Linked DNA regions of Mus musculus: region 2 is linked to region 1. The links are chromatin loops, found by intact Hi-C in ENCODE. Cell type or tissue: gastrocnemius. All regions are shown on one strand. Each heading gives the region's core, and the rest is flanking DNA. Links, peaks and the distances in the headings are about the cores only.

Region 1 (4,081 bases), core at 619-3,118:
GATACACAGACATAGATGCAGGTAAAGCGCCCATACTCCTAAATAGAAACATTCCCAAGTCAGAGGCCCTGTCTCTGTGGCTTGGACTTCGCTCTTTCCTGGATGTTCAATTCTTTGTCCATCCCAGAGAATGAGCTCAGCGAGCCCCTAGATGGCCACTAGGGGCCAGGACACCAGCATCCTCCTCCCTCCCTCTGGCTCAGAGCTCAGGTCTGGGCCCTCAGCTGTCCTTCCACAGGAGTAATGTCAAAGTGGTACTTTTAGAGCAAAGATTTCCTGGGGCAGATGCACCCTGAAGGAAAAGAGACCTTGAAGTTAGGTGGCCTGCTGGGGTTCGTTTACTAATCCTGAGTCCCAGCCTTCCTACCATGGGTACTAAGATCTGGTCATATGTCTCAGTGGTATAGGCTTTTGAGGGCAGGTTTAGTCCTCTGTCTGTCTGTCTGTCTGTCTGTCTGTCTGTCTCTGTGTGTCTCTGTCTCTCTCTGCCTCTCTCTGCCTCTGTCTCTCTCTGCCTCTGTGTGTCTCTCTCTGTCTCTGCCTCTGTCTGTCTCTCTCTGTCTTGGTCTCTTTCTCGTTGTCGTCGTTGTTGATCTAGTGATGTGCTCAAAGCTAGGTTGCTTTGTAAAGTTTGATTCCACTCACTGTCCCCAATGTCAGAGCCCAGGTGCTCCAGCTGGTGATGGTTTGTGGCTGGCAGCATCCTGAGGTGGCTCAGCCATCTCATGGAGACAAGGGATGGCCCCATAGCCAGTCCTTTTTAAAAAGCCACCAGGACTGTCAGGTGCACCACCCTGATGACTTTGCCTATTCAGATCCCCCTTCCAGAGCCCTGACTGGGTGACAGTCGGACTAAAGTCCTGTCCCCTTGAAGCCTCCCAGTGGGCACTGAATTTCAACACATAGTTAGGCATGGTGGAATATACCTGTCATCCCTGTGTGTGTGTGTGTGTGTGCGCGTGTGCGTGTGCGTGCGTTCATGTGCACGCATGTGTGCATGTGTGAGTACACGGTGAAAGGAACTTTATTGTGAGTCTGAGGACAGCCTGGACTATGCAGGTCAGAAGTAAGATCCTCCAAACAGAAGCTGAGCATGTAGAGGGTTGGGGTCCGGTGGGGGTGGGATTGGGGTGGGGCTGGGGGGCACAAACCACATTCAAGGCACAGCTGGGGCTCATGGGAACACATGGCTGTGGCTGCCTTGAGAGAGAAGGGCACCTGAAGCAAGCAGACTACAACTATCATTAAATCAAACCACGGAGGAACACCAAATCCCAGACCCCGAGGTGTAAGAAGAACACTCATCAGCACAGAGGAGAAAACCAGACCTCTCACTTGCCCAGAGCACTAACAGTAAAAGCCAAGGCTTGGGGCACATGGGCTGTCACTCACTGTCACTGGGTCCGAGGTACTGTGGCAGGTCAGGAGGGAGGTGTTACTTCACAAGCTGAGTGCCTTTGTTCCTGGAGCAAACCTTATGTGACCCTGGCAAATATGGGCCAGCACCTCTGAGCTGCCCCACAGGGATGCTCCTGAGCTCAACGTGTTCGAGACAGTTCTGCGGGGCAAGGGGCTGCTGAGACTGCGCCCGTTAGCTCTCTAGACAGTGAGTAGGTGTTTGACCCAAGAAGCCCACGGTAACCTTGGTGTCTGTACCAGGTGCTAATAGGACAGTGCGGTCTCTGCAATCCGGTCTGATTCTGAGCGGGCTCAGGGAAGCTGGTATGTGGTGGGGAATTCCTTTATGATCCCATGCAGCCAAGCACAATATCTGAAGATCTTGAGAAGGAGTCACTGAGGCCTCTAAGGACATTAGAGTATAGGGTACCTAAGAATCCAAGGCTATTGCCCTGGAATGGGTGGACTGAACTGGGCCTGGGAGAGGGGCAGGTTTAGGTGCTGTGTCTAACCTCAAAAGTGTCAGGGTAACAACACAGCAACAGATCTGACAGCCTGATCTTACCTGGATCCCATGATCTTCTAAACCTAGGTTTTTTTGCCTTTCTTTCCTGGGAAATGTCCCTACCTCTGGGTGAGGCTGTTCCCGGTCTGGCCAGCAGAGGGCAGCAGAACCTCAAATTAGCACAAAACAGACCAAATAGTGTTGTGGACTGGGGAGTGTGGGCAGCTGGAATTATAGAAGACACAGCCCCACGTGAGACCAGCAACAACACGGTCACTGGGACTAACTGGGTGACCTGGCGGGGATGGGAAAGGAAAGGAGCTGCAGAGCCCCACAGTCCTTCACCTGGTCACCGTGTCTAGGTTTGTGAGGCACTGGGACACTTGAGGGGTCCGTGATGCTACAACCGTATTTTCCAGTAGAGGATAAGCTCACAGTGTGCCGAAGGACAACTGAATCTTAGAGACGGGGAGAGGTGGTAGGTTGTCATGCCGCCCTCCCCCCCCACCCCACCCCCGATCTGATGGGAGCCTACAGTGGAGAAGAGTAGCAAGTGTAACCTTGGGACTGGACAAGCTGAGCCACCATCACAGGGACACTGGATGAGGCCAAGGACCTCACCTGGACCTGGGCTGTGCACAGCCCAAATCTCAGCCCTCCAGTTTACAGCGGAGATTGGCAATGACGCAGGCTAGTGGCTCAGCTATGAGAAGGAGGAGGTCAGGTCTAGTCACACCCAAAGCCCACCATTTTCCCTAGCACCTTATTACGTCCCAAGCCAGACAACTTGGCTCTCTTGAAAAACTCTATCTAGCCCCACAGTTCTTCCTGCCATGGAGAAATGGCTTAGCATCCATGACTGACTTACAGGAATTCAGCCGAGCAGGTAAGGGGCTGTGCCTCCTGACTCCTGGACAGCCCCACCTCTACTCCCACCAGGGCACTGAAGGTCCCCGAGAGGCAGATGAGAATAGCTACAGTCTGCAAGGTTGTCCAATTTGCTGAAGAGCATATTCAATGTCTCCAGTGGGAAGTTCATGAGTTCACAGTCCTGTCTTTGCTCCTTGGAGGACCACTAGGTGTAACACAGGGTCACAATGCCCTCCTCACTCACCTCTCCCACAATGCCCCTCTTGCAAGTGAGCACAGGGTTCCCATTTTGGACTGGCCTAAGGGGCGGATCTAGTGTGCAAGGGGTGGGTCTAGTGAGCAAGGAGTAGTTTAGTGTGCAAGGGGTGGTTCTAGTTTACAAGGAGTTGTTTAGTGTGCAAGGAGCAGGTCTAGGGTGCAAGGGGCAGGTCTAGTGTCAAAGGGTGGTTCTAGTGTGTAAGGGGTGGCTCTAATATGCAAGGGGCAGGTCTAGTGTACAAGGGGCAGTATAGAGTACAAGGGGTGTGCCTAGTGTGCAAGGGGTGGGTCTAGTTTACAAAGAGTGGTTTAGTGTGCATGGGGCAGGTCTAGTGTGCAAGGGGTGATTCTAGTGTACAAGGGGCGGGTCTAGTGTGCAAGGAGTGGGTCTGGTGTGCAAGCCCAAACTGACTGAGGTTTCTTTAGGTCCTCGCTCTCCCCTCAGAATCCCCAAGCCTTCTCTGATGCTCTCCAGCTCTTGAGAACTGCCATGTGCTAGCTGCTACAAGGGGGCTGCTTGCCCTGGTCTCTCCTGGAGGACTGCCATCTTCTCACCACCTCTTGTCACACAGAGCACAACACTGAGCCCTCCCCTTGCCCCAGGACAGGCTCAGTCTCAGAGCTGGTGCCTCATGTGACCTATACAAGTCACCCAGGTTCATGGCTGGCTTGCTAGAGCTTGCCCAGTGCCAAATAGGGAAACACTTTATGGGTTGTGAAAATTAGAGGCAAAGTATTCTCCAGGGCTGGCCAGTCCTAACCAGTCCTAACATGGGAACTCCACATCCTTTTCTGTCCACCCACTCCTGCCTCTCAAGCTTTCCTTTGTTCGTGTGTGGCACCCTGGTGACATGTGATAACTCAGTATAAAGACTGGACTCTCTCCTCCTCCTCCATCTTCTTACTGGATCTGAGTGGAACTCAGGGTGTCAGCGTGTACCTGCCTTGTCCATAGCTGGAGTTAGGCCTAGGGTAGGTCTACCCCACTATCCCCAAACCCCCAGCCCTTGTACCCGCTACATAGGTACTGTAACACGGCCAAGGGTCACT
Region 2 (4,081 bases), core at 1,086-3,585, 420 kb after region 1:
TGTATTTTAGCTCCTGTTGTGATCACGTGGCTGGTTATCTGGCAGTGCTGCTCCATGGTCCTGAGTTCCTTTTGCACTGTTCCGTTTCTTCCTAGTTCTCCTTAGTCCTGCTCAGCCGTGTCATTCCCGCTAATGCCCATTGTGACAAGCATAGAGACAGTTGGGACAGTTCTGACCAATGGTGGGAAAGTCCTGAGTTACCTGCCTTTCCTGCAGGGCTTTGATTGGTCATCAGCAATCAGCTCTGGCTGTGTGATCTACCGCAGGATCACCTTTCAGGTAGGAATGATCCTGTGCCTTCACCTCTAAGTGATAGCTTTTTTCTTTGCAGAGTATGGTTTTTGAGACCACCACAAAAAACGAAACTGTAGCCCATGAAGACAAGACAAAACTGCTTAAGGCTGCATTTCTACAGTACTGCAGGTATGGCACCTAAGATCTCTCTGTCTCTGTCTCTGTGTGTGTGTGTTCATAGAATCCAGAAAAGGGCATCAGATCTCTTGGAGCTGGAGTTACAGGCAATTGTGACGCACCTGATCAGGGTGACAGGAACCAAAACGTCCTCTGCAAGAGCAAGAGCCGCTCCTAACCACCCCAGCACATACCCACGCACCTCCCTGTTGCTTTATGGGTCTTGCTGTGTAACTCAGGCTGGTCCTCCTATCTTGCTCCTCTAATGCAGGATTTGTAGCCATGACCACTATGCTCAGCTGGCCTAGCACATTTTAAATCACAGCGTGTTGTAAATGAATTATCCTTAATATAAGTATTAGCAGCTAATTTAGTCCCCAATAACAAACAGAGAAACCAAGATTTAAAGCTGCCCCTTAATAGCTGACCCCACCCTCCTCTGCTAATGTGGCTGCCTCTTAGCCCATCCCAGTGTGCTTTGATAATATTATTGATCTTGCACCTTGGGCTTAGCTGTGTTTCCATGATCTTTCTCCAGACCCCCTGCCTCATGGCTCCACCCCTCCATTCTCCTGGAGGATCTGAGCCTCCTCTCTCCTTCCTCTGCTTGGTCCACAGCCCGCCCTGTTCTCTGTTCTGCCCAGCCATTGGGTGATCAGCATTTATTGATAAGGTAGAGAACAAATGGTAAGAATTACACAAATTTGAGACCAGAGATTATTGGTATAAGGATTACAATGCCCTGTCCAGATTGAAACAGGATATAGGAGCAGAAAAAAATCAGTATTTGATTAACACAAGGGTAAACTTCACACAATGTACAAAAGTATAAGCTACAGCTTACAGTTGTGTGGGACACAGTTTGCTGATGCTTGCTGTGCACTGGTGGGCACTGAGAGCTAGTGGTGAGAGTGTGCCGTTTCGAGGAAGTCTTTCTGGGTGCTGAGGTTCTAAACAATTATCTGAACCTGACAGCCAGTGAGGCCCCGTGTAGGTCGGGAGCATCGGATCTTAACACGGCCTTCATGGGAAACAATGGCCATTCAAATTGGCAGTCTTGAAGACAGTGGACATGGTCTCCCTTATAAAGTATCAAAGTGGATAAATTGCAGACTGAGTTGTATGGATGTTGCAGAAGCATCTCCTTTGACTTAGGTTTAGTTACCACAGAACCCAGTGTTCTTCAGGCTTGCTCAGATTCTGCAGTTTGGCTGTTGGAGATCAGGTCGGGTGGCAGTTGGGCAAGTCCCAGCTGTGCTCTCGTTGTGCCCAGATTCCGATGTGGCTGTTTCTGGCCTGGACTTCTCACATTTGTAGGGCCTTGGCTGGCAGCTCTTTGCTTCCTGTAGAGTGTGATTGCTGCCTTGACATTTGAGACAGGTAACCAGTTGGGGGCATCTGTTGAGCAGCACCCTTGACTCTCCCACTAGAAGCCTGGTACCACACTGGTCCTTCCCCCTGTTTGTTATAACCACATTATCTCCAAACATTGTCAAATAGTCCTGAGAGTCAAACATAACAGATAAAACTTTCAAGTGTTGTCTATTTTTTAGCTTCATATTATTTGGTTTTCATTTTTCTTTATTCAAAAAATTTTGTAAATACAAGGTGTTTTGTTTATGAGAGTTTGGGGAAGCATCTGTAATTATTGATTAGGTCTTGTACAAGTAGATCCCTATAGCCTGTTGGAAGCCTGGGGCTCCAGCCCCAGTTGTCGACAGCTGGAGATCATTTCAGCTCTTTGGGGCTGACCACGTGTCTTTAGCAGATGAGTCACCTGTGCAAAGAGCCCCTAGAACTTGACCCCACTCTCACGGGCTGGCTGGGCTTGTTTGTGGAGTGCAGGGTTCCTGATGTACTGGAGTATGTTTGGGGCACAGTAGCCTTAGAACTGTGCCGTCTAGGTTTTAGGGCATGCGTGTACAGTGGAACCGCCATGGGCACTGGTTCACATGTCAGTTTCTTATCATCACATTATCTGCCTGTTACGTACTTTCCTTCATAGGCAGGATTGGTTTATGTTTGAATAGACTTGGGAAAATGCCTTGCCTGCCAAGTCTGTCTCTTGCCAGAGCAGCGAGGCTGTAGGTAGCATGGTTGCTGGTTCTGGCAGTTTGAGGAGAGGGGTGAAGGAGCAGTAGTTTGCCTTGCATGTCTTGGTTTGGAAAGATGCCTCTACTGCCACCTGCAGGATGGTGCAGGATGGTGCACGTTCACTTAGGAGACTCTAAGCTTGTCAGTCTAACACTGCCTTGTTTATGGTCTGCTGGTCTCCCTGTCCTGTCCACATGGGGGCACCACCAGATAGTGGAGTGTGTATTTATGGCCTTGTATTGCATGGTTGAGTCTTACTAGAGAGATTTGGGTTATTTCATCTTGCACAGGTTTCTAGTGATGGTCTTGTAGACTGTGCATGAAAGTGCAGCCAGGAACTGTAGCTTTCATTTTGGTTTCTTATGGCTACCAAAACAAATGACCAAGCCAGGCAGTGGTGGTGCACACCTTTAATCCCAGCACTTGGGAGGCAGAGGCAGGTGGATTTCTGAGTTCGAGGACAGCCAGGGCTACATAGAGAAACCCTGTTTTGAGGAAACCAAAAAAGACAAATGACCATAAAGTCTGTGGCTTATGGGGCTCACATTACAGGGTCACAGGGCCACAGTGCCCTGGAGGGTCTGGGAAGTGCGTTCATGCTCTCATCCTCACAACCATGGCCCCTGACAAGCTTGTGAGCTTGTTGATGCTTCTTTTCTGTTTGCCTCTTTCTAGTTCTTTTCTTTCGAGGCAGCGACTTGTGTAGCCTAGGCTAGCCTAGAACTGGAGATCATTCTCCCTCAGCCTTGCACTCCTTGTGCTAGGGTATCAGACTTGTCCCACTGCACTCAGCACGTGACCTTACATCAGCTGTAGGCTGGGTTTTGCCCCCCCCCAAGATCATCCTTATCTTAATTCATCCTTCCCAAATAGAGAGCACCGAGGCTCCAGGTAGACATGAGTGTGGGGTGTTGCTCATCTAATGCAGGCAGTTTGAGGTGTTCCCAGGGAAGGGTTACCAGGTACAGAAAGGGGCCTCAGCCTAAATAGTCTCAGGAAGTGTTTCTGGGTCCAACGCAGCTATACCCTAGACCCATAGCTATACCCAACATAGCTATACCCAAGAGCTTTACTTGTGCATGGCTCAGGACCAGGAGTTTTAAGGAAGTGGACACTTCACAGTAAAAACACCATTCTTCCACTAGAGTTCTGAGTTACTACCAGATCCTCCTAACTTCCCATATTTGACAGTTGGACTAGAGTGGCGCCTGCACACCCTCGGGACCCTGGGGTTGTGTGCAGCCACACACCGCAGTCTGCAGGCTGTGCATGTTTAGATCTCCTTCATGCCTTCTCGGTGTAGGCCATATTTATCTTCTTCTTGGCCTTACTGGTATCTGGGTATTTTCTCATGACTCTGCCCAGGTTAGAAGAGTCCTCTTTTTAGGAGCTCACTGTCCTTCATGCTGTTGCTCTGGAACTTTCCCCCCAAACTTTCCAGGTGCACCGGCTGGTTTTGTGTCAACTTGACACAAGCTGGAGTCATCAGAGAGGAAGGAGTCTCAGTTGAGGAAATGCCTCCATGAGATCCAGCTGTAAGGCATTTTCTCAATTAGTGATCAATGGGGCCAGCCCC

Evidence for each region. A loop is a pair of places that touch in the nucleus more often than their neighbours do. Peaks named below come from ENCODE experiments on the same cell type or tissue, not always from the same donor. Only the 100,000 strongest peaks of a DNase experiment are listed, where the experiment ranks them.
Region 2: a loop joins it to region 1, with 5 times the contacts of the local background. A loop is called at or near these places in 20 of 42 quality-filtered maps.

Annotation. Positions count from the first base shown.
Region 1 is chr8:124,347,919-124,351,999 of GRCm38, reverse strand. No RefSeq gene overlaps it. Among named protein-coding and RNA genes, the nearest start is that of Pgbd5, 84 kb to the left of the region's middle. In gastrocnemius, for the core only: a CTCF peak has its summit at 2,050 (motif pointing right); a DNase peak (open chromatin) is centred at 2,068.
Region 2 is chr8:123,923,472-123,927,552 of GRCm38, reverse strand. Nup133 (nucleoporin 133) reads left to right here. Exons shown (of 26, transcript NM_172288.2): 12 at 332-423. Among named protein-coding and RNA genes, the nearest start is that of Nup133, 24 kb to the left of the region's middle. In gastrocnemius, for the core only: no CTCF peak of the experiment used is centred there; a DNase peak (open chromatin) is centred at 2,634; H3K27ac peaks cover 1,526 bases.